5 separate regions of the Homo sapiens genome follow, and all the other regions are linked to region 1. The links are chromatin loops, found by intact Hi-C in ENCODE. Cell type or tissue: mammary epithelial cell. All regions are shown on one strand. Region 1 overlaps LOC107986606 (a long non-coding RNA gene). Region 2 overlaps FAM83B (family with sequence similarity 83 member B). Region 3 has its middle 100 kb from the start of HCRTR2. Region 4 overlaps LOC101927189 (a long non-coding RNA gene). Region 5 has its middle 150 kb from the start of FAM83B.

Region 1 (5,000 bases):
TTATTCTGTCTCTCTTGCCATTCTAATGTTTGGATGCTCTGTGCCTTTTGTGTCTATTTTTTAGCACCAGCAGCCAGGCTTTCATAGTTTTGTGCTGCCCATTACCAAAAGGAACACATGATCACATTTTTACATTTCCACAGGAAAATTCATATCCAGCTAAGAAATATTATTATAGAGGATTTTCTTTATTTAATCATACGTAGAAGATGTCAAATAGTGTGGTAAAGTGTAAGGCGACTCTTCATCTATTTGGATTTTGATATTCTTTATTGTTTTGTTTTACAAACCAGCTTTTTTCTCAACATGCAGGTTATAACCCATTGGTGGTTCAAGGAATCAATTTATGAGTCTCTACCACACAAAAAATAGCATAACAAGAAATGTCAGTTTTTATTATATGCAGTAAGAATATCATTAAATGAAAATATTTAGGAACATGTGTGTATTTGTGTGACTTTTGTCATGATGAAAATTGTTTTAATTTTTAGTTGTGAATCATAAAAAACATCAAAGCCACTTCTTTACATTTCAGAGGATTAGCATAGTCTTCTACATGCTGTGAGGTCAGAGTGTCTGTTTATGTGAACGCTGTCTCTCCAGGGAATCAAGCTTTTTTATTTCCCCAAGTAAAGCATGTGTTCACTACAAATCAATCAGAGCTTAAACCCTCCATTCTGATTGTGCTTTGTCTAACTTAATAGAAATACAAACTGCTGCCACATACTGTATTTAGTCTACTATTTACTCAACTGTTTCTGTCTCAATTTTGTCAACTGTAAAAATAAACATAATATCAGGGTTTTGTGAATATTAAATGAGATAACTTAAATGAAGAGCTGAGAATAAAGGTTTAACATATAGGAAGTCATCAATAAATGCCAGCTATCATTATTTTATCATATTGAATGGTATAAATCAGATACAATTTTTAGCACAGTTCAATGCAAATAGGAAAAAAAAAGAAAGCATTTGGCTCCATGTCTTGGAGTCTAAAACTACTGTAAATTTGTCCAAAGTTTTTTGGAAAAGCTGGGTCTTTTGGAAAAGCTGGGTCTTTTGGAAAAGCCACAGAGGGAATTTCAAGGACAGATGGTCTCTGTTCAAGCTCTTACCAGATTGTTTAAGACTAATTAGCTATTGAGTGTCAGCCAAAACAAATATGGATTTCCCTGTGATATTTAAAAACACACTCTCCTATAAATTGAATATTTGAGGTTATCCTCCTGACAAGCATGGAATGGAAAAAAGAGGCAGGAAAAATGAAGAACAGAGAAAAAGAGAGAGAGAGAATCTAGTTACCTTCAAAATGGATTGTATTTTATTAACCTATTGTTGTTTATCTCTGTGCACCTTTCTTCTTCATTCAACCTGTGTAGAAGGAACAAGCTAGTCTTCATGTGAAGGAACAAACCAATGTGTGTCTTCAGCTACCACCGTCTGTGTTTGTTTGCTGTAACTTAACCCTTACAATTAAAGTGCTTATGAATCACTATGACTGCAATTAAGCGTTGAGTATATAGTAGTGGATATGAATTTAAGAGCCAACCCCCTCCGCTGCTCTGTTCTCTTTGCTATATTTTGCCTGGATGTGTAAGACCTGGGAAAGTCTGATCGTTTTCCCATGGCCCGGCCTCTTAGAGACTACATTATATTAAAACAGGTTGCTTATCTTAGTTAATGTTTAGAGAGTTTTAGAGAACTAGATTTCAATATTATCTATGAAAGCTAAGTTAACTGACAGCTTTTGATTGCCCAGTGGTAAGGCTTATTAAACAATTATCCCATTGTGTTCTCAATAAGCCCGTTAAACTGCCCAGGCTTCTTCTAGTCAGTTGGGAATCTTGCTCAAAAGCTTCTTCTGTTTGGACCATTCGAGTGTAAAAAGAGAAAGTAATGATTGTTTTGTAATCAGTTTGGTTCAGTTAATTAAAGATTGGATGTGAAATTAAGGTAGGGGGAGAAAGCAGAGTTGTAAGAAAGAAATGGCTAAGAATGTGCTAACTCAAAAAGTAGAAGAAGATGGCTCAATTTTATTAATTTAAAAACAGTTCTAGCTGTGTTCCTAACATGTTTTCATGGAGTAAGGCTAGTTTTCATGGAGTAAGGCTAGGAAGCATAGCAGAAAGACACAAAGAGATGCAAACGTCTAAACAAAGGGAAATATGGACACTGTGAATTATATAATGTAAATCATTTAAAAATTTACATGAGAAAATATTATTTGTGAAAATAATAAAATTAGAAGAAAATGATTAGTATCCCATGGTGCCCTAAATAAAGAGATACTTTTTGACTAATACTTTGAATTTATTAAGGGTACCTGCGCGACCCAAGACTAACCAGCTATAAATTACTACTAGTGCCACCTGGTGTTGGAATGCCTGTACTGCAGCTATGTATGGGATGTGTACAGGTAGACTGCACATTCCTGAGAAGAGTCTGCAATGAACCTCTGAGCTAATTCACAGGGATGACTATGATGAGCTTATAAGTATAGGTCAGAAACAACAATCGTTATGAAGAAATGACTAACTTGAAATGGTATCTACTTGGATCCGTACAACAATTTCTTTACCTCTTTCCTGGTCATTATGTTGAAATTACAAATAAATCTGTGTTAAGACAATAGCTATAATTAAATAGAATAAACTGTAAAAATTAGATTGAGAGTTAACATGTTTGTTGTGGGAAGTCAGGGACCCCGAACGGAGAGACCGGCTGAAGCCACGGCAGAAGAACATAAATTGTGAAGATGTCATGGACATTTGTTTATTTCTCAGACCGGCCAACACTTAGGGAAAATAGAAAAGAACCTACGTTGAAATATTGGGGGCTGGTTCCCCCGATACATATTAGTCACATGTTTATTCTTTATCTAGTCTCAGAATTATAAACACAACCTGAAATTACCTTAACACTAATATTGCTTCGTGCTATATTCTAGCAAAAAGAAAAAACAAAAACAAAAAAACAAAACAAAAAAACACATAGGGAATATGACTGTGTAGCATAAGGCAATTTAATCCAAAATTGTAAAAATATGAAAGGAGATAGTCAAGAGACTTAAAATATTTCAGCTGCTGAAATGATTATGATCTTGAGTAAGCATCTCTTATTAACAATTTAGGAATAGTATATTACCTACTACAAAATATAAGCACTGAAGAATTAAACAACCAGGAACTACAGAATGTATATGTACAACAAAAAAATAAATTTCATCTTTCTCTTTATTGTATTACTTTTTAAATCAACTACTAGCTACGTTTATTAGGCATGCAGAATTGGAAAATTTCCAAATTCTTACTGGTGAGAAGAGTTGAACTATTATATGCAATGCTCTGCACAGATAGAGACCATATGTTGCTGTTTCACTACATTACTCATATGCTTTGTATTCACTCTCCTTATTCTTCTCCTCAGTCATATGGACAACTTGCTTCTAGGACTAAAAATATCAGCTGTTTTTGTTGTTTGTTGTTGTTGTTGTTCTTGTTGTTGAGACGCAGTCTCTCTCTGTCGCTCAGGCTGGAGTGTAGCGACATGATCTCGGCTCACTGCAACCTCTGCCTCCCAGGTTCAAGCAATTCTCCTGCCTCAGCCTCCTGAGTAGCTGGGACTACTGGCGTACGCCACCACACCTGGCTAATTTTTGTAATTTTAGTAGAGATGGGGTTTCACCATATTGGCCAGGCTGGTCTCAAAGTCCTGACCTCACGTGATCCACCCACCTCAGCCTCCCAAAGTGCTGAGATTACAGGTGTGAGCCACTGCACCCGGCCTACACCAGCTGTTTTATATTCCTTGGAGGCTAAAGAAGAGGGAATAGGGAAAGTGATGGCTATTCAGATGGAGGGATGGATAAACACCTTCTCCCAGGCTTTGTAAAGAGTTAAGGGCCGGGCGTGGTGGCTCACACCTGTAATCCCAGCACTTTGGGAGGCCAAGGCAGGTGGATCACCTGAGGTCAGGAATTCGAGACCAGTCTGTTCAACATGGCAAAACCCCGTATCTACTAAAAATTACAAAAATTAGCTGGGCACTGTGGCAGGCGCCTGTAATTCCAACTACTCGGGAGACTGAGACAGGAGAATCGCTTGAACCCAGGAGGTGGAGGTTGCTGTGAGCTGGGATTGCACCATTGCACTCCGGCCTGGAGACAGAGCAAGATTCCGTCTAAAAAAAAAAATAGTGAAAGAGAGAACTTTGAAACCAGTCCACTTAGCTTGAGGGCAACTGCAGAGAGTGAACTCAGGGATAGTGACAGGTACAGCAGAAAATGTGTGTGAAGATTGAGAAGTGTGGGCAGGATGAGAATAGAACAAGTGTAGCAAGCAAGAAAAGCTGAAACTGGAAGGGAGGGAAGCACCAAGCAGTGTGAAGTGATGTGGCCATGAAAACAGAACTAAGAAAAGGGCTCAAAGAAGGGAAATTATAAAGATTTGCAGAGAGAACAGCAAAATCTTTATAGAAATACTAGTTGTTTGACACTGATTAAAAAGGAAGGAGGAAGAATCTAATGCATCTTTTTTTTTTTTTTTTTTGAAATGGAGTCTGGCTCTGTTGCCTAGACTGGAGTGCAGTGGTGCAATCTTGGCTTACTGCAACCTCTGCCTCCTGAGTTCAAGTGATTCTCCCTGCCTCAGCCTCCCGAGTAGCTGGGACTCAGGTGCCCACCACCATGCCTGGCTAATTTTTTTTTATTTTTAGTACAGACGGGGCTTTGCTATTTTGGCCAGGCTGGTTTTGAACTCCTGATCTCAGGTTATCCACCCGCCTCAGCCTCCCAAAGTGTTGAGATTACAGGCCTGAGCCACTGCGCCAGGCCTAATGCATCTTTAAAAAGGATGATAGACAAGAAACAATGATAAAAATAGTAAATTAGAGACAGCTAATCATTCTCATCTAGAGACATGGCTAACTCAGAGATTGTTGTTTTAAACCTAATTCTCATGAATTTGTATTTTTAAATTATAATTTTAAATTGTTAATATGTT
Region 2 (5,000 bases), 160 kb before region 1:
GATAAAAGGACACACTTCACAAGGTTACTATGAAGGTCAACTTAAGATAATGCATGTAAAGTGCTTAGCACAGTGCCTAACATGTAAGTGCTCAATACATGTTACCTGATATTGTTACTAAATTGCATAATATAAATTCATTACTCAAAATCAGATGTGAGTTCCAGTCCTTAGGATAAAAGTCGCCCAACTTTTTACAAGATAATTTGAAGAGTGACTAGTTAAATAAATCAATAATTGATATAAAAATATATGCCACATGATGGATCTGTAGCAACTATAAGACAGCAGGCAGAATCCTTAAAATGCAAAATGTCAGTGTGTCAAAATGTCAGCACTCATCATCTCAAAAAGGCTCCCATGGCAAACCTTCATGACTTTTTACATCTCATTGAGAGGACAGACAAGTAAAGTAATATCCCCTTATTTTCATGAAAGTTAACTTTTGATAAGATGCCTCAATGTGTACCTAAGGTCCTAAGCTTATCACCTCTATAACAAATGCCTAAAGAATGCCTTAAGTCTGGTCAAGTTATCTCTTCTTCCATGTTCCTTTCATTCCCTATTGGACTACCATCTGCCCTTTCTCCTTTGCAGAGTTTTTGCAGTTATTTTTGTGGCTTAGCCCTGAAGGCATCTGAGTGTGTAAAACTGCTAATTTCTACCCCTCTGGAATTTAGGTGTTTAGGCATTAGGAATTCTCAGTATTTTATGACAAGGTTTTATGATGACAATTAGCTTTGCCATTCCAACAAACTACTAAAGGTGTATCATCAGAAAATATTACACATTTCAATAAGTAACTGTTTGGTTTTTATTTTAAACCAGAGACAGGAAAGAATGAGTAAACATAAACAATCACAAAAAATAAACATTCTACTTCAGAGATCCCCAAATATATAGAACTACATTTTGTACCATAGTCAGTAACACTACCTCAAAGCTCAGAGGACTATACACACCATGTGCAGTACCTACAAAAATTGTTTCTCACTGCTTATTTTATATATATATATTTAAAGAGAGAGAGAGAGAATTTAAAAATACTAAAGAGTAATAGCTGACTAAAGGAAATAGTCTCAAAAACATTTCTCCCAATCAAATAAATTATATGCACTCCAGCAGGGTGCGGTGGCTCATGTCTGTAATTCGAGCAATTTGAGAGGCTGAGGCGGGTGGATCACCTGAGGTCAGGAGACCAGCCTGGCCAACATGACGAAACCCTGTCTCTACTGAAAATACAAAAATGAGCCGGGCGTGGTGATGGGTGCCTATAATCCCAGATACTAGGGAGGCTGAGGCAGGAGAATCGCTTGAACCTGGGGGGACAGAGGTTGCAGTGAGCCGAGATTGTGACATTTCACTCCAGCCTGGGCAAAAGAACAAAACTCTGTCTCAAAAAAAAAAAAAACAAAAACATATATATATATATATATATATATATATATATATATATATATGCACTCCTAAATAACTTGCATTTTAAATTATTTCTTTCCAACTATTAATAGAGGTATTGGTTAGTATTAGCAATGCAAAGACTCTGATAAACTTACTGACACCCATAAGTAACTGTATTTTTTCTTTTTAAAGCTAAATTCTTTTCTCAGTTGTCAATTTTTAAATAAAGTCTCTTAAAAATACAAGTCACTGAGGATCCTTAGACTTTACCTGATAATACACTGCAGAGTAAAACATCTGAAATTTCTAAGTTACTGACGACTTTGGTGTGCAACCAAGTTGGAAGTCTCATATAACAATTTCATTTTCATTTTTTCATACTTTTTTAATTTTTTGCTTCAACAAACATAAAATAGATATAGAATGTGTTGTCTCTCTGTATAGCACCACGAGTTTGTTAAAGACAGAGTACTGCCATACAGACACAGCAATTGTTGGCAGGATGAAGTCAGTGCAATTTTAACCAGATCTTTTTCTTTCTCTCTCCTTCCCTCCTCTCCTGTCTCTTTCCCACCTTCTTTTCTCTCCCTTTCTTCCACCTTCCCTCTTCCCCTCCACCTCTTCTTCCCCACCTTCTTTTCTCTCCCTTTCTTCCACCTTCCCTCTTCCCCTCCGTCTCTTCTTCCCTCTCTCTTTCCGTCCTTCTCCTCTCATGCCCTGTCTCTCAAACATACACACTCAAACATAAATATATATTAACATGTAATGCATTTTATTCACAGAAGAAATGTTCAACTTAATGTCCCAGGATAGTAATGTCATTAAATTTGACTAAGCAAAATATTATTTCCAAGAAGAAATCAATTTTGACTCAAATTCAAAGAATGACAAAATTCACGGTGAGAGTTGGGACAGGGATAGGGTAGAGAGGAAATTCTTAATAAAAATTAGGAACATCAGGACAGAGACCATTCTAGTCTAATGAAGGCACAGATAAACATATAAATAACACTTAGCTGGGCAGGACATGGTTGCAAAGGGATGCGGATGAAAGTAACATATCACGACACAATAAAAATCATTTCTATCACGAACTAATTCAACAAGGAATATAACATATCAAAATAATCTTAAGTTGGTAAGCAGTATTAGAGATTTGGATAGGAACACCAGATTTAAAAAATGTGAAAACATTTTTGCTTCATATCTTTTCCTAAATAAATGAAGAAACTTGAGGAGGTACAATGACTTGTTTAATGCCACGCTAGTTAGAGTCCTGGTGACAAAGTCTCTATTCTAGTTCTACTTTTATAATATCAGCTCACTCCCAAGAAGATTCCCCATCACCTGTTCATCTTCCTCTTTGCATCTGTGGGGCCAACTGATGGTTAATATTTCTCTATATTACTAATACCTCCCAAGGCCATAACAGACACACCCAGGAACTCAGTAAGTGACTCAGTAAAGAACCAAGCCCTGAACTCAGGTAATGTGGTATAGAGCGCATCAGGAATTACTCTGTCCTAATTCTCACTAGACTTTTGCTTATGTGTCTTGATCCCATATTTCACAAGAGTAAGATTCACATCTCACAAAAAAAGCTAGCCTAGAATTAGGAAACAGAGATGCAAATAACATTGTGGTTAAACATTCAGATATTCAAGACTCTCAGAAGTTATAACTTTGTAAATACGTACCACTGAGTGGCTAGGAAAAAAAAACTTTAATGAAAGAAGACTTTTTTAAGTAATTAGAGGGGATGTTTTCATAAGAGGAGTTCACAGTAATTAGGAATATGTGCATATATCATCTTGGGAACACTTCTTGACAGACAAATAATTACCTGGGAAAAGTCTGGCTAGACACTATCAGACTTTGCAAAGTAAAGTCTGACCTAAATGTAATTATGTCAATCACAAAGTGAAAAATAGAAAGGGTTTCAAAAAAAGAATCAGTAAATTAAAATATGTCCCTTTAGGGCACAAGTAAGATATTATCTACAATTGAATTTTCCCAAAGGAAAGTTCTCAAACAAAATAAGCAAACATACAAAAGAAAGAAATAAAACAAAACAAATAAACAAAAAATATCTAATCAATTTCTAAGTGATAATTAGCAAAAATAAAATTAATAAGTAAAAAAGTATAGATTTTTGAAATACTATAAAGATCACATTCTGCTTATAAAAGCAAAATGATCAAGAGCTCATTTAACTATATAACTTAAGCTAGAAATGAGAGCATATAAATTACTGAAATTCAAAAACAAACACAAAATGTTTCACCTCTTTCCAGTAAAGACAGTTGAGATTGAGAATCATTTTTAATTCCTTTCATAAGAGACTGGAAGGTTAACTTGGTGCTTATAATCAGACTTCAAATGTTTGGGCCTTTAAGCAGATAACTTTTATATTATTTTCATTAGTTTAAGATTTTTCCATAAAATGGCATTATTTTCACAAGTACCTTATCTCAACTGCAAACACAAAAGTGAAAATGGATTTAAATTCTTATCTGAGATCTTTTCCTGGGTTCTGTTTTGACGGTGTCTAGTCCTACTGGTTTGGCTTCATATCTCTGTAGAGTTTTACAGTGTTTATTACCAAAAGATTCTCCCTGAGATATTTAGAAGCAAAAAAAAAAAAAAACTTTATCCATTAAAATATACATTATCCAAATACTTTATGAAAAAAAAAGATCATCCCTTTACAATGCCATGACAATTCACTGAGTTACCAATAAAGATAAATTACCCTCTGAAAAAAATTCAAAAACAGAAAGCTTATCCTGATGACTATTAGGCTCCCATTGATTCTGAAAGATAATAAGAGCATGACATCTGTTGAGTAAATGATAGTCATGAAAACCACATTTAATCTTTAAAAAGCAATGTGTTCTGGTAAGCTTTTATTTCATATTTGTTCTTTTAAAAATTCTTCACAGGACCATGTCCAGTTATAAGCTAAATAATCTTAATTTTTTAAAAATGGGGTCAATAACTTTTTTCCCCAGATTACTTAATTCTTCAAAAATCTTTAAGTAGATATGGCGACATATAAAGAATCTTCCAAAATAATTGAGAAATACATATTCCATGCAAAGATAACCAATTTGACTTCAATATTTATTGCATCTGGGTAGAAACTAGCACAGTCCCTAACACCTTAAAAAATAACAGCTGGGTGTGGTGATTCATGCCTATAATCCCAGCACTTTGGGAGCCTGAGGCAGGAGGATCACTTGAATCCAGGAGTTTGAGACCAGCCTAGATAACATAGGGAAACCTTGTCTCTGTGTTAAAAACAAAAAATAAAAAAAATAAAATAAATAAAATTAAAAACAAAAACCATGTGCACCAAATCGAAGTCGTCTGTTATAATTTATATTTGGCAGTATACTCAGTTTACAAGATCAAATAATTCTCTTCTTTCAAATTCAACTTAGCTATAGCTATACAAGTAGAAAAAAGATGCAATTGTCTTTCTTATTTGTATGCCACATTGATTTTATGAAAGAGAAGCACACATCACATTACTGTTTTACAGTATGGACTTCAATTTCTTCAGCTCGCTAATTCAAGTGGGAGTCCTCAACGGACAG
Region 3 (5,000 bases), 350 kb before region 1:
CACCTCTAACATACAAAGGCACTTCTACTCTAAGCTTCCCCTCCTCTTGCCAAAATACTTGATAACCACTCTCATAATTCCCTTTTTGCTTTCAGGCTGGTAACAATGGTCTACAATCATGCTAATATTATTATCTCAATGTTTGGAAACAAGAAAGCACGAAGTGTTGAAGGTAACAATTTGAGAGCAGAATGAATGAAGGTGCCTAGGAAGATATGTATGTGTGCATCACGGCAAGTGCCTTGTATTTGCTGGCACATGCTACAAAAATAAGCTTTGCTATGCCGTGATATGTTGTAGGTCACATTTCTTTTCAGTGTTGACTTCAATTATTTTTATTAAAATGCTGATTAAAAAATTACATATAACCTGCTTATCCTTATATGTCCTACATAATATAAAACCAAATAATTGAGGAATTAACATAAAATGAAAATAACTATTGAACTAAGTTCTCTGTTAATGAAGTCACTACATGATATAACTACCATGTAATATAAAAATTAAAAATACAATGTCCAAATCTTAAGTTTTTTTCTGATTATCTTTTAAATATGGGTTATTATTATAATTTTGACAAATTAGAAAGTTAATCCTTTTAAATTTTGTGTTGTGAAAGCTAGTAATAGTTCAAGAACTAATAAAAGGATATTTTTCTAAAGAAAACACAATCAAATAAAATAATTTCTGCCACTGAATGTGCTAAAAGAAATTAAGATCACTATAAAACAGTAGCTGATAGATTTTTTTCCTGAAGTAGAGATTTTTCCTTATTGTATATTTATTTGTATCAAACGTTACTGTTTTTAAAGTAAGATTGAATTAATTTAAAAATATGATTGAATCTTTGTTGAAATTTGCCTCAGAAATTCAAAGAAGTAGAATTAAAAGTCACAATTTTCTTTTTAGTTTGAGATATTAGAATACGACTTTAAATTGAATCTAGAGGTCTAGTTTAAGTACTTTTGGAGACCTCATCATGTCCACTGAATTATAATAAATACTGCCCTCATGGCTAAAACTCTGTCCCAAGTCATGAAGAAAAATAGGAAAAAAGTATCTTTCACCAATTATTACTCACAGGGAATTGGTCTTTACCCAAATCATTTTACTTCCTTAGAATTTTTCTTTTCTCACCCTATCTCTTGCCAAAATGTTATACTTCAAGACAAAGATTGTGCCCCAACCCCCGCAAATAACTTAATATTCTTTGTATTTCCTAATAAAAATAATAAAACTTGAAAAACAAAGAATGTGCCAAATTAAACAATATAAGACAATTTAGGTGTGCAAATCTCACGTGGTTAGGATATTTTTCCAAGCACAATTTTACTATATTCATTATGCTTTATTCTGATTTATAATAATTCATCTTACCTCTATTACTGAGACACTGGCATAGGTTTTAAGGAGCAAAGTAGATCCTTATACATATAACAACTTGTCTTTTTTTACAGGAGTGTAAAAATTAAAGTGTAGTTCAGAGACCTGTTTTTCAGGAAATCCACAGGTCAAAAATATTTTAATAATCAAAAAAGGTGTTATCTGTGTTTTTTGCTCTCAAACTTTCTTTATTATACAGTGTAGTTTTCCACAAGCTACATGGTGTGTGTTTTCTTAAAAGAAGAAATGGTGAAGCAGATTAGAAAAAATCAACTGTTATGTATTAAGCCAGGTGTCAAGGAGATTTACATAAATGTAAAATGATGCCACTCTTCCCACTCAAGTTTTTATTTGGGAAATATAGTTACTGCTCAAAAAGTTATGTTATTTATGTAAACATAATGGATTTATTATTGTCTTTCCTGAGTGAACAAACATATAACTATTTTTAAAGTATCTTAATTTATTAATAATTTTCATTATGGTAAATACCAATGTATTTAACCCACATAATCATAGAGTCTTTGGGGTCTTCAATAATTTTAAAGAATAAGAAGTTCCGGGAAGTCTCCAAATCAAGAAATTTGAGAACTGCTGCCGTAGAGGCATTTCAGGTAAGGCTTCCCTGGCTTGTGCATTCTACTTTACCCTCCTAGGTTTAGGTTGCATTTTCAATCTTCTTGTGATGCTTTAAGAAGCATGATTATTCTATAAAGTCGGTAAGTCTTACTCACTGGCTCTGGGTTAAACCACTTTTGTTACCAATTTGACTAGTTTAGATATATTTTTGGTTAGGCACCTAGGCTTTAAGTCTCAGAAGGTTAAGTAAATCTGTTGACATCTCTAAGACACAATATATTATCCATAAAGCAACTAGAGTAGTACTGTTAAAAAATGAAACAGGTCATATCTTTCTTTTGTCCAGAACCCTGCTTTAGAATCAAATGCAAAATGTCTACAATGACCACAAGAGCCCTACATGCACTGGTTCTAATGACCTCTCTGAAAACTTCTCTTACCACTCACAACCTTTACCACTCCTTCTCCATCTACAATGCCTTCTCCTCTGTTGTGTCTTGAACATGCCAGGCTTGCTGTCACCTCAGGGCCTTTGTTCCTGCTCTTCTTTGTCTAGAATGGTCTTTCACAAGGTAGCCACATGGCTGGCTCCTCACTTCCTCAAATGTTTATTCAAAAGTCACTTTCTTAAAGAGATCTTCCCTACATACCCCATCACAAATTTTAACCTCCAAGACATTTTATACTCCTTTCTCTTTTTTATTTTGTTCTTGTTAGCAGTTATCTCTATCTAATATCAAATGCATTTTTATTTATTTTATTGTTAAAGTTCCATGATATAAAAAAATTTTTGTTTTGTCCACAATAATTTTTAAATATATATCATCTTTTACTGTTTATTATTACCGTGGTTATTTCTTGATATTAACTAGATCCAAAACAAAGCTGTTAAAGAACAAGGCTGTTCGTAACCAGCAGATGGCAGTACAGATGGAGGGTTGAGAGGCAGCTGGAGAAAAGACAAATAGGAATAGAACAGAAGTTCTGAAAAAAGTCCAAGAGTCTGGGTCCTGCACTTAGTCTAAGAAGAGACTGTGGTGTGCTCATTGGAACGTGGAGAAGGGAAGGAATGCCAAGAAGACTCCAGGAGTCCAGTCCAGAGAAGGCACTGGGTTGCCCTTCAGGCCCTTTAAAAAGCAATGTCTTGATTTCTTTTTTAGATAGTTTATTTTTAGTGTATAGGAATGCTATTCCAAAAATAAAATAAAATAAAATAAAATAAAATAAAATATTTAGGAATAAATTTAACCATAGAGATAAAATATATGTACACAGAAAACTATAAAACATTGATGAAAATATTGAAGTCACAAGTAAGCAGAAAGATATCCCGTGTTCATGGATTGGAAGACATTTCAATATTGTTAAAATGTTCATTCTACCCAAAGTGACCAACAGATTCAATGCAGTCTCTACCAAAATTTCAATGACATTTTTCACAGTAATAGAAAAGACAATCTTAAAATTCACTACATACAGAACCACAAAAGACTCTGACTAGCCAAAGCAACCCTGAATGAAAAGAGCAAAGCTGGAGGCATCATAGTACCTAATTTCAAACTCTACTACAAAGCAATAGTAATCAAAACAGTGTGGCACTGCCATAAAAAGAGACATGTAGGTCAATGAAACAAAATAGAGAGGTCAGAAATAAACCCAGGTATGTACAGTCCATTAATTTTAAACAAGGGCAGCAAGAAGATGCTATGGAGAAAGGATAGTCTTTTCAATAAATGGCATAGGAAAAAATGGATATCCACAGCAAAAGAATAAAATTGAACCCTTATCTTTTAAAAAATCAACTGGAAATGTGTTAAAGACTTCAACATTAGATCTGAAACTGTATCTTCTGAAAGAAAAATAGCATAAGAGAAAAGCTTCTTGACATTGGTCTGGGCAATGATTTTTCAGATATGACACCAAAAGCACAGGTAAGAAAAGCAAAAATAAACAAATAGGACTACATCAAAAAAAAAAGAAAGAAAGAAAGAAAGAAAAAGCTTCTCCAGGGCAAATGAAACACTAAACAAAATGAAATGGCTTGTGTTGGGAAACAAATATTTGTGAACCATATATCTGATAAGGGGTTAACATAAGAATATGTAAAGAACTCACACAGCTCAATAGCATATAATAGGAATAACTATAACAATAACCTCATTAAAAATGAGCAGAGGACCTGAATAGACATTTTTCCAAAGAAGACATAGAAATGAGCAACAGGTATTATATAAAAATGTGCTCAACATCACTATCATTAGAGAAACGCAAATAAAAACCACAACAAGATATCATCTCACACCTGTCAGGATGGCTTTTATCGAAAAGACAAGAAATAACAAGTGTTGGTGAGGGCATCAAGGAAAAGAAACCCTTGTACACTGTTGGTGGGGAATTCAATTTGTGCAACTATTATGGAAAAAAGTATGGAAATCCTAAAGAAATTAAACATGAAACTACCATATGACCCAGTAATTCCTCTTCTAGGTATATACTCAAAGGAGTAAAGGCACCGCCTAGTAAAGATATTTGCTTTTCCATATTAGTTACAGCAATTATTCACAATAGTCAAGATCTGAAAACAACTGAAGTATCTGTTGACAGATTAATGAATTAAAAATTTATGTATATACAATTGAATATTATTCAGCCTTAAAAAAGAGGACCTTGCCACTTGTAACAACATGGATGAACCTAGAGGATATTATGCTAAGTAAAATAAGCCAAAGACAGAAAAAAAATAATTCATGTTCTTGCTAATATGTGGAATCTTAAAAAATAATTGAAGACATAGAAACAGAGAATAGAATGGTGGTTAACGGGGGTGGGTTGGAGCAAGGGAGAAATGGGAAAATACAGGTCAAAGAATACAAACTTGCAGTTATGTAGGATGAATATATTTAGAGATCTAATGTACAATTTGAGGACTATAGTTAAAAATATTGCATTATATACTGACAATTTTCCAAAAGAGTAGGTTTTAGATACACTGGCCACAAAAAAGTAATTATATGATGATAGATATGTTAATTTGTTTG
Region 4 (5,000 bases), 730 kb after region 1:
TAGAAGATGGTCCTAATAAGAATGCTTCTTGAAATATAGACAAGAATAAGATGTTATCTTAGCTCTAACACTCAGGCAAAATCCAGCCCCTGTGAGATCCAGGATATCATCCCTCAGTCTCATATTAAAAAACAGTTCTAAATCTGGCTTGGCCTGAATCGTTGCTTTGTGTGTCTGTATCTTTTAAATTATAAGCTTTCCAGATTTTATGTAACCCAACGTGTTGCATATGAATATTGCTTTCTATTACATCTAGCATGTGTTCAACCTCAGTACTCAAATTAAATTGACCACCACCATGGATCAGTCACTCATTAACTCTGCTCATTACCTCTGCAGCACCTTCAAGGAGAGATCACTTATTCCTTCAGATTTTTTTTTCCCTGATCCAGTTCATTAGATTCCATACTACCTACAACCTACCCAATTAGGTAATTAAAGGGTGAAGTCCAGATACACGTCTGGAAACATTTCTGGGGCAACAGAGTAGAGGCTGGTGCCCTAGGGATGAGCGCCCTACACTCTCTTCTCCACTCTATGCATCCCTCTCCTTCTCCCCCACAACACCACCCCTCATACCCCATGCAAGAAATCCCAAGAGAGGAAACCTTGACCACACCCACAACAAGGGCAAGGCAACGTTTTGGTATTTTGAGACTAGCTAGGAAGGTTGATGGAACTGCAAAACATAATTAGATACATGGGAAAACATTCAGGGCAATTATTAATTAAACAGGAACTGAGTGTGAAAACCTTCAAAACAAGAGTTTTTGGAGCCTCATAAATCAAGAAATCAGGAAACTTTTCTTCCCATTGTAAAAAGTGGTTAAGTGGGCTATGTTAAGAGTCAACTTACTACATAACTAACTACTTTTATAGTATTAATACTAGATAATTTTTCTTTCCTGAGACTAAAAAACTTGTAATCTTTTCCTCTCTTATATAAAAATTATTGAAAAGGTAAGTTATCTGAAAAGGCTTTTAGGCATTTACTTTAAGGGTCCAATTATTTCTTTTTTTCTACTCTTTTCCAAGCAGAAAAGATAGATTGATTGTTGCAGAGTTTCCTAAAAGCAGATACTAAGATAGATTTTGGATCAACACCTGTGAATGGCAGCAAACAAAGATGGATTTGGCAAAGGAAAAAGAAGGATTGCCATGCAGGCCCAACAAGCCTGAACCAACCCAACTGGGAGCTCAGAAGTGTAGGATCCAACAGAGATGGCCCCTTTAGGCAGAAGTGGCTGGGCCGCTATCCCTCTCTCCATCTCAGTTAATGGAGGTGGGCTGCTCAGGCTGAGGGCGAAAGGACAGGCGTCTCTCTGCAGCTGAGGCAGACACAGAAGGCTATGAAGACTATGGGTTGCCTGATGCCTGCACCCCCCACAGCTGGCCAGCAAGCCCATCCTTGAAGCAGAATCCAGCAACACACCTTCTTGTCTACAGCAGTGGTATTAACCGACTAGACTAGGGTGCTACTTAGTTGCCTCTCTTAAAGGCACTTGCAGGCTCTGATTTATAGAGACATGTCTTTTAACAAAAAACATTTAACATTTGTAAACCAATTTTTAAAACCCAGGGAAAGTAATTCGTGGGGAGGCCTGCCTTGAGCTTGTCCGCATGTTTGTTAAGCCTAGTTTCGTCAGCCAAGGTTGGCAAGCATTTACTCTGGAAAAACTACCATCACATCTGTTCCTTACCCTAAAGCTCTGCAGCTTGCTCGGGTGTGGTGATCCCCATAGCAAATGGCAGAAATCATCTGGAGGAGTGACCATCTTTAAACATCTTCAAGAACTACAGAAACACAAACCAGAGTGATTTCTGGCTTGCTTGTCAGCCCCTGGGCACAGACCAACATGGACAAGTGCTTTCCGGTTGATTATGTAAACAAGCTCCATAGGCCCCTCTCAAACATCGCTGCCACTGCTGCCTAAGGAGAAACAACACTGCGAGGCGACATGCATAACAACCCCTCCTCAATCAAGCTGTCCCTAGGAGTTTCTTTCTTTCTCTAGCATAATCATAGTTCTCATCCAGCTACGGCAGGCACTTTGCTATGTTGCCATGGGGATTACACTGAAGATAATCACTTGTGAACATTTGCAGATCCAGACAGCCCACTAGGGCCTGATGTTGCTTTGCCCCGTCAATCTGAATATGCTCATTAAAGACTCAGCCACTTGGCTCTTGATTTTAGTCCTAATGCTGACCCTCTTCCTCACAGCCATGAGTCTTTGAACAAATCTTTTCTGAACCTGTTTCCTCAGCTGAAAATGGGGTGGGAGAATGTGTGGTTGGTACAGATGATGACTAACTCCAAAATTAATTCCAGGTGCTATGATACTGCTGCACTCATCCAAAGGGACACTTCTCTATCATGACTCAATTACCATGCAATTAAAAAAATTTCAAAGTACCTATTAAATGATGCCCAGATGCCCAGCAATAATAAAATTATATCCCAATCCAATAGCTGGGTTTTTAACAAGAGAATAATCCGTATACAACTCAGGTTGTGGGGTGGTATGAGGTTGAGATAGCCTACTTTCTTTTTAAATCAACCCAGAGTTTGCTTAAAACAAACAAGAACTTAACTTAGGTTATTTGAAAGTTCATTCAAAAAAGCAAACTCCGATGAAGAAAAACCACAATGAAACTATTCTCAGCTCTTCTTCTGAGGTGAGACTGACACCTGCTGGCCTCCTTCTCCTGTGCAGACACCCTTTGGATAGAATACACTTTTGCAAGATTCTAATCCTATTTATGCAAATGTATCTAGAATTACAGTTATTTGAAAAGAAATGCATGAGCGCATTTATACAGGAGAGGTACTAAGAGCAAGATACAATAATATTTCAGTTATATGTTTGGAGACTAGGAGGAAGGCAGTGTGATGTGGTCCCTAGCTGGCTGCAGGTTCCAATCCCAGTTCTACAACTCTCATTTGAGGATTAGGATTGAGAAAATCACAGGTCAACAATAAATACCTTTCTCTTTCTCTCTCTCTCTTAAATCTCTCTCTCTCTCTCTCTCTCTCTCACACACACACACACACACACAATGATTCAAAGATTCTTTAAGAAATTTGTTTCAAATTTTCACCATCATTTATAAAGCTCTTTAATCTGTTAGTGATAATTACGTGTTTATAGAAATCAAGGTGACAGACAATATAAGAGAAAATGAAAGAGAGAAACCAAAAATAAAGAAAATAAAGGGAGAGAGAAAAAGATGAAGATAGAGTCAGAGGTAGATATGGAAAAAGAGGCAAAACGTGAAGTGGCAGATCCAGGCATAAAGAAACAAATGCCTCAGAAGACAGAGACAGAGAAATCTTGAGTAAGGAAGCAACATAGAAGATTGTTGACTTCCCCCAAACTAAAACTACTTGATAAAGTAGAGGAAAAATGATCCAAGAGCATTTAAGTTGTTTGTTGGCTGACATTTCATTTAGCTGGCTGGTCTCCTAAGCTGCCAATTTTCTCCTTGTGACTCTGTGGTAAGAAAGATCGTGCACAGTTCCTATGGTTCCTCCACAAAGCAGCAGAACATTCTCTGTAATATTCTCTGCAATGAAGAGCACATTTCTGAGGCAACACTAAGAAGTCAAGAGTTTCATTTAAAAGGGGGCTTCTTAAAGTAAGAAGTCCCTTTGGATGTATGCAGCAGTATCATAGCACCTGGAATTTTGGAGTTAGCACTGAACACTTCATTTTCTTCTAATCGGTTTCATAGCACTGGGGTGATTATACTTGGGGAAGCAGGAGGGGTGAGATGTAAATGCAGCCAAGGCATGTATATGATGTCTAGGTGGCTCCACCCTAAATGAACCCCAGGATAGCAATAGAGAAAGCACAACATATTCAGCTGAAATTAAAAATGAATCAGAATTAATCTAGATATGCTGAAAACTAGAATGATATATGCTTCTTCTGCTATAATTTTTCTGCTTTTTGTTTGGAGTAGAAGTCAGATTTATCCTCTCTGAATCTCTGATTCATTATCCATAATGCGCGGACACCAGCAACCTACCCTATTTACCCTGAAGGATTATGAACATCAAATGAAATAATGTCTGTGAAAACACTGTAAAATTTTCCAGGACTGAAAAATTGTGGACTCATAAAAAAAAATTCTTTCTGGATAGGTGGCAGAGTAAACAGCCTTGGAGAACAGAAAGATGCTAAGCCAAAGCCATCTCCAAGCAGAAAAACCATTCCCAACAGGACCATGCCCTCCCACTAGGCATTTGGCCAAAAACTCTCAGAAGCCATGGTACGGAGGCTTAGGGACAGGGTTAGCCAATGGGAATATTAGGCACACAAAAGTTCCGTTTCTGCCTCTCAGAGTTGATTTAAACAGATGTTCTATCCATTCTTCATTTGAACAAGCTGTTATCAAGTTGGTTTCAAATTACTAGGGAAGAAAAACTGAATACACCCTTCCATCCCTCGAATTGCAGATTAGAAGTGGCTATATAGGCGCTGCTGGAGAAGAACAAAATGAAGCTTCTCCTATGAGTAGGTTCCAACCTTGGTCTTAGCTGTCACTCACCAACCCTTGGTTTTGTGTGTGTGACTCACAGAATGAGGATCCTGGGCAGGGGTGCATTTTTCCCAGGTCCCAGGCACCCCTGGCTCTCAAATGAACATTTGATTCCACAGAGTCAGACAATGACCACACAGAGGAAATGAATCACAGTCATGTCATCACTTATATGCTTTTCCAGTTATTTGGGATAATTATACTCTGACGCATGATTGAGTGAGTTCTTTAAAATTTAGAACTTTGAAAACCACATAGAATCAATTATTAATGTTATCTAGAAACAACCTCCTAATTGTGCCTAAAAAGCAAGTAGTTGGACAAAAAGACTCAGAAAAGTTCCTTCCAGAATGGTAATATTGGTTTGTTTTTATTTCCCTAGTTATATGAAAGGTGGATCTAATCATGATTTTGTGACCTTGATAGAGAAGTCCAAATAGAGCGCACATACCCCC
Region 5 (5,000 bases), 270 kb before region 1:
AATGCTATAAACTTTCCACTTGGCATGCTTATGCCATATCCCAGAGATTTTGGTATGCTTTGTCTCCATTTTCATTGGTTTCAAGAAATTTTTTTTCCGCTTTAATTTTGTCATTTATGAAAAGATTGCTCAGGAACAAGTTATTTACTTTCCATGTGTTTGTTTAGCTTTAAGAGTTCCTTTTGGTATTGATTTCTAATTTTATTTCACTGTGGTCCAAGAAGATAATTGATATGATTGTGATTTTTCAAAATTTATGGACACTTACTTTATGGCCAAGCATATGGTTTATTTTAGAGAATGTCCCATGTGCAGATGAGAAAAATGTATATTCCACAGTTGTTGGATTGAATGATCTGTAAATATCTGTTACTTCCATTTAGTCTAGAGTCCAGTTTAGTTCCAGAGTTTTGTTATTGTTTTCCTATGTCTGTGATCTGTCTAATGCTGTCAGTGGGGTGTAAACTCCCCACTGTTTTTGTATTGCTGTCTAGCTCTTTTCCTAGATCTAGTAGTATTTATTTTATGAACCTTGGTGCTCTGGTACGGGGAGCATATATTTAGGATAGTTGTACCTTATTGTTGAATTGAACCCTTTAGAATTATATAATGACCTTCTTTGTCTTTTTTTTAAAACTGTTGTTGATTTAAAGTCTGTTTTATATAACTATAGCCACTCCTGATTGTTTTTGTTTTTCATTTGCGTGATATATGTTTTTTCACCCCTTTACTTCGAGTATATGGGTGTCTTTACCCATTAAATGGGTCTTCTGTAGGCAGCAAATAATTGGATCTTGTTTTTAATACAGTTTTCCAATCTATATCCTTTAAGTGGAGAATTTAAGCTATTTATGTTCAAAGTTAATATATATATGTTAGGTTTTGCTCTTGGCATAATGTTATTACCTAGCTGCTTTGTAGTCTCAATTGTGTAATTACTTTATAGGATGTGTGAGCTTTGTACTCACATGTGTTTTACAATGGTGAGTATTGTCCTTTTATTTGCATGTTAGAACTCCTTCAAGCAATTCTTATAGGTACGGTCTAGTGATTAATTCCCTAGCGTTTACTTGTCTGGGAAAGACTTTGTTTCTCCTTCATTTATGAAGCTTAGTTTAGCATGATACAAAATTCTTGGCTGCCAATTGTTTTCTTTAAGAATACTGAAAATAGGACCCTAGTCCCTTCTGGCTTGTAAGTTTTTTGCTGAGAAGTCTGCTGTTAGTCTGAAGGAATTTTCTTTAAATGTGATTTGGTTCTTCTCTCTTGCTGCTTTTGGGATTCTTTCACATTGACACTGGAAAGTCTGATGATTGTATGGCTTGATGATGTTCATTTTGCAAAGTATCTTCCTGGTATGCCCTGAGCTTCTTGTATCTGGATGTGTGTATCTCAAGCAAGGCCAGGGAGATTTTCTTAAATAGGTTTGCCCAATGTTTTACTGTTTCTTCTCCCTCAAGAATGCATATAACTTGTACGTTTTGTCACTATAAATAATCCCATATTTCTTAAAGATTGTTTTCATTTTTTAAAATTTTTTCTTTATTTTTGTCTGACTGGGTTTGCTCGAAAGACCTGTCTTTAAGCTCTGAAATTCTTTCTTCTGTTCGGTCTAGACTATCCTCAAAGCATTCAGCTGTATTTTGTAACTCCTTCAGTAAATTTTTCATTTCCAGAAGCTCCATTTGTTTGGTTTGTTTGTTTTTTCCGATACCTATCTGCATTCACATCCAACACTGCTTTTCTGATTTATTTGTGCTGGTTTTCAACTTTCTCTTAGATCTCATTGAGCTTCCTTACAATCTATATTTTGAATTTTTTAATCTATCATTTCAGAAGTTTCATGTTGGTTAGGATCCATTGCTAGATAGGTAGTGTGATTCTTGAAGGGTGTTACGATACTGTATTTTTCATGGTGCCGGAGTTTTGGGTCCTTTTCACCTGGAGAAACTGTTACTTCTTATTTTTGAATTTACTTTTATTTGGATAGGATTTTTTTTCTAACTATTGAAAGTATGACTGTAGTGTCTGTTGTTTAGGGTTTTTTTGACTTTACTTTTTTAGCCTGGTACACTTCTGTCAGTAGTTTTTGTGTTGTGATGAGCAGTTCAACCTCCAGGCCAGTAGGTGGCACTTACATGTAAGAACTGGCTGCAACAGCAGTTGAGTGTGTGCTTAGTCTTTGCTTATTGAGAGGTGTTCTCTGGTATTTCAGGTGATGGGCTTCTCTGTGGAGTGCCCCTTGCCTTAAGTTCCTTGGTCAGCAGGGAGTGGAGAGGGTGGGGAGGACCAAGCTGGGTAGAGTTGGGCCACCAACTACCAAGCTCACTCATAAATACCCCAGTGACAAGCACAGGCACCAGCCCTGATAGGGGTGGGTGGTTGAGCTCCTGGTGAAATGTGCTGAGGTCTCTGGCTTGTAAGTTTCCGCTTTAATTTTGTCATTTATGAAAAGGGGCTGCACCAGCTCCCTGTCCTGGGCAGGCAGGAATGTGAACTGTTTCTCTGTCACATCCCTGTCCTAGGACTCGAGACTCTCAGTTCAGAAAGACACTGCTATCTCCAGGCCACAATGTAGCTGAGAGCCATGGAAAACACCTGTCCCAAGATCTTCATGGGAGTGACTTTGGGGTGGATATATCTTTGTGGCTCACTTGTACTCTGATGCATGAATACTGCTGCTTTGTATAGAGAGGAGGAGGGGCTCTGCCTTTCAACATGTGTGGGTGAGTGTCACCTGTGGTGGTATTGGCTGGTTGGGTGTGTGGAGGTGCCAGTGGTTGTGGACTGGGCTAGACATTCCTCCAATCCTCAGGCCCCTGGATGGTCCCCTGGATAGTGTGCACAATCCTACAGGGACTAGGGCAGGTCCAGACCAGTGGACTTGTTCTCAGTTCCTCAGGTTTCAGGTGCTGGCTGTGTTAGGGAAGGGAGGGCTAGCTCCCAGGCCACTGGTAGAACACTCAGGCAGGGGCAAGCAAAACACTCAGGCAGCTGTAGAACATTCCATGACAGCTGTGCCAGGGAAGATCACAGGACTTTAGGAATTGGGCTCTCAGGTGGGCACCAGGCCACAGCTGAAATGATTAGGCAGGGGCAGGGCAGTTGTACAGAGTGCCTGTCGACAGGGAGGATAGTCCCCATCAATGAGAGCAGTGGAGGCCAGCAGCTGTCAGGCATGACAGGCCTGCTCAGGCCTCCCTCCCACAGAAACAGTGACAGAATCCACAAAGATGCCCACTCTCCCCACTCCCTCCTTGGCTGGATGTTGGCATTGACAGTGGTGGAAGCCCCAAGGCAGATAACAGGCCTCTGGAGGCTGGGCTCCCAGAAGGACAACAGGTCAGAGATGAAATGCTTAGGCAGGGGAAGGTGGCTGTGTTAAAATTTTCTGTTAAAAACTAAGACACAAACATACACTTTAGCCTAGGCCTATTCAGGGGCAAGATTATCAATATCGCTGTCTTCCACCTCCACATCTTGTCCCATTGGAAGGTCTTCAGGGGCAGTAACATACATGGATCTGATATTTCCTGTGATAAGAATGCCTTCTTCTGGAATACTTCCTGAAGGACCTGCCCGAAGCTGTTAATTGACAGTGAACTTTTCTTTTTTATAAGTAGAAGGAATACACTCTAAAAGAATGATGAAAGTATAGTATAGTAAATATATAACCAGCAACACAGTCATTTATTATCAACTATTGTGTATTATACATAATAGTATGTGGTACATAATAGTAAATAGAGTTTCTAGCTCTAAAATCTAGAAACAAGCTACCTGTGAAAATGCTTTGTGATATGCTCTTTCATATCACAGAATGGAACCTGTGTTTTGATTCCCCAGGTTCCAAACACTCTTTTTGTGGAATCTATGAAGTGACGTTGCTGAGCCTGTATACTTTTATATACCTGTCAGGGCAGTAGGTTTGTTTACACAAATATCACCAGAAATATATGTGCAATGTGTTGTGCTATGTATTAGAACAGCTATGATGTCACAAGCCAGGCTAGGAAGTTTTCAGCTCCATTATAATTTTATAAAATCACCATTGTATATGTGGTCTGCTCTTCACAAAAATGTTGTTATGTGATAACATGGATTGTGTATTGTTGAATAGTGTTATGTATTAATCCACTTGTACATTGCCCTCTCCCACTTCCTACTGAGCCAGACAAGTACTGTACTAGTTTGTTCTTCTAACTATAGAAACAGCCTTTACAAAGTAGGTATTCAATAGATACCTTGTGAATAAATGAAATCAAATGAGAAATAACAAACTTAGCACAAATTAATTTAGTGCCATGAGAACACAACGACATTTTCTTTTCAGCTGGAAATAATTAATGATAATACAGGACTTGGTATAGAAGACCTCATTTTATAATGAGGCACTAAAAGAATTGTTGGAAATGCTGAAAGTGGAATTACTTTGCATTAAAATTCACAAGGTTTGTAGTCATACTGACCTGAGTTCCAATTCTAGCTTTCTCACTTCTTGACTTTTGGTTGAGAGCAAACGGCTTAAAAAAAAATTTCACCTAAGTCTCAGAATAATGTATATACATCATTGGGTTGTTTTGAGGTATAAATAAAATTATGCATTCAAAACATACAGCACAAGGCCAAGCACAAAGGATAAGTTGAATAAGTAACTGTTATTCTCATTGTTGGTGGTGATTGTGATAGTGTTATTACCTACATTTTAATTTGAAGAATACATTATTTGGAATATAAGCTAAGCTGCTAGGACAAACAGACCTCAACGTTTCATGACTGAAACAAAACAGAAGTTACTTTTGCTTTTAAATGTACAATGACAAACAGACCACAACGTTTCATGATTAAAACAAAACAGAATTTCCTTTTGCTTTTAAATGTACAAGTCCAAAAATAGCTAAGTGATCCAAACAGAGTAAACAATCCTGCTCTATCAGGTGACTAAGGCAATCGGGTACTTCACAACTCTGTCATCCTCAAAAGGGTTGAATTTTCCTTAG

The links. Peaks named below come from ENCODE experiments on the same cell type or tissue, not always from the same donor. Only the 100,000 strongest peaks of a DNase experiment are listed, where the experiment ranks them.
Region 2: it touches region 1 in a loop (3-fold over the local background); 4 of 110 quality-filtered maps call a loop at or near these places.
Region 3: it touches region 1 in a loop (10-fold over the local background); 51 of 110 quality-filtered maps call a loop at or near these places.
Region 4: it touches region 1 in a loop (10-fold over the local background); 11 of 110 quality-filtered maps call a loop at or near these places.
Region 5: it touches region 1 in a loop (6-fold over the local background); 7 of 110 quality-filtered maps call a loop at or near these places.

What each region holds. Positions count from the first base shown.
Region 1 is chr6:54,715,416-54,720,415 of GRCh38, reverse strand. All of the region lies in intron 1 of LOC107986606 (a long non-coding RNA gene), which reads left to right. Among named protein-coding and RNA genes, the nearest start is that of FAM83B, 130 kb to the left of the region's middle. In mammary epithelial cell, a CTCF peak has its summit at 2,371 (motif pointing left); DNase peaks (open chromatin) are centred at 1,505, 1,815 and 2,385; H3K27ac peaks cover 1,485 bases.
Region 2 is chr6:54,872,739-54,877,738 of GRCh38, reverse strand. The region is part of intron 2 of FAM83B (family with sequence similarity 83 member B); the gene reads right to left. Among named protein-coding and RNA genes, the nearest start is that of FAM83B, 28 kb to the right of the region's middle. In mammary epithelial cell, no CTCF peak of the experiment used is centred here; a DNase peak (open chromatin) is centred at 2,898; H3K27ac peaks cover 3,854 bases.
Region 3 is chr6:55,067,243-55,072,242 of GRCh38, reverse strand. No RefSeq gene overlaps it. Among named protein-coding and RNA genes, the nearest start is that of HCRTR2, 100 kb to the left of the region's middle. In mammary epithelial cell, a CTCF peak has its summit at 2,880 (motif pointing right); no DNase peak of the experiment used is centred here.
Region 4 is chr6:53,984,043-53,989,042 of GRCh38, reverse strand. All of the region lies in intron 2 of LOC101927189 (a long non-coding RNA gene), which reads right to left. Among named protein-coding and RNA genes, the nearest start is that of MLIP-IT1, 12 kb to the left of the region's middle. RefSeq lists an enhancer at 4,217-5,000. In mammary epithelial cell, a CTCF peak has its summit at 2,699 (motif pointing left); a DNase peak (open chromatin) is centred at 4,632; H3K27ac peaks cover 990 bases.
Region 5 is chr6:54,990,129-54,995,128 of GRCh38, reverse strand. No RefSeq gene overlaps it. Among named protein-coding and RNA genes, the nearest start is that of FAM83B, 150 kb to the right of the region's middle. In mammary epithelial cell, a CTCF peak has its summit at 2,116 (motif pointing right); no DNase peak of the experiment used is centred here.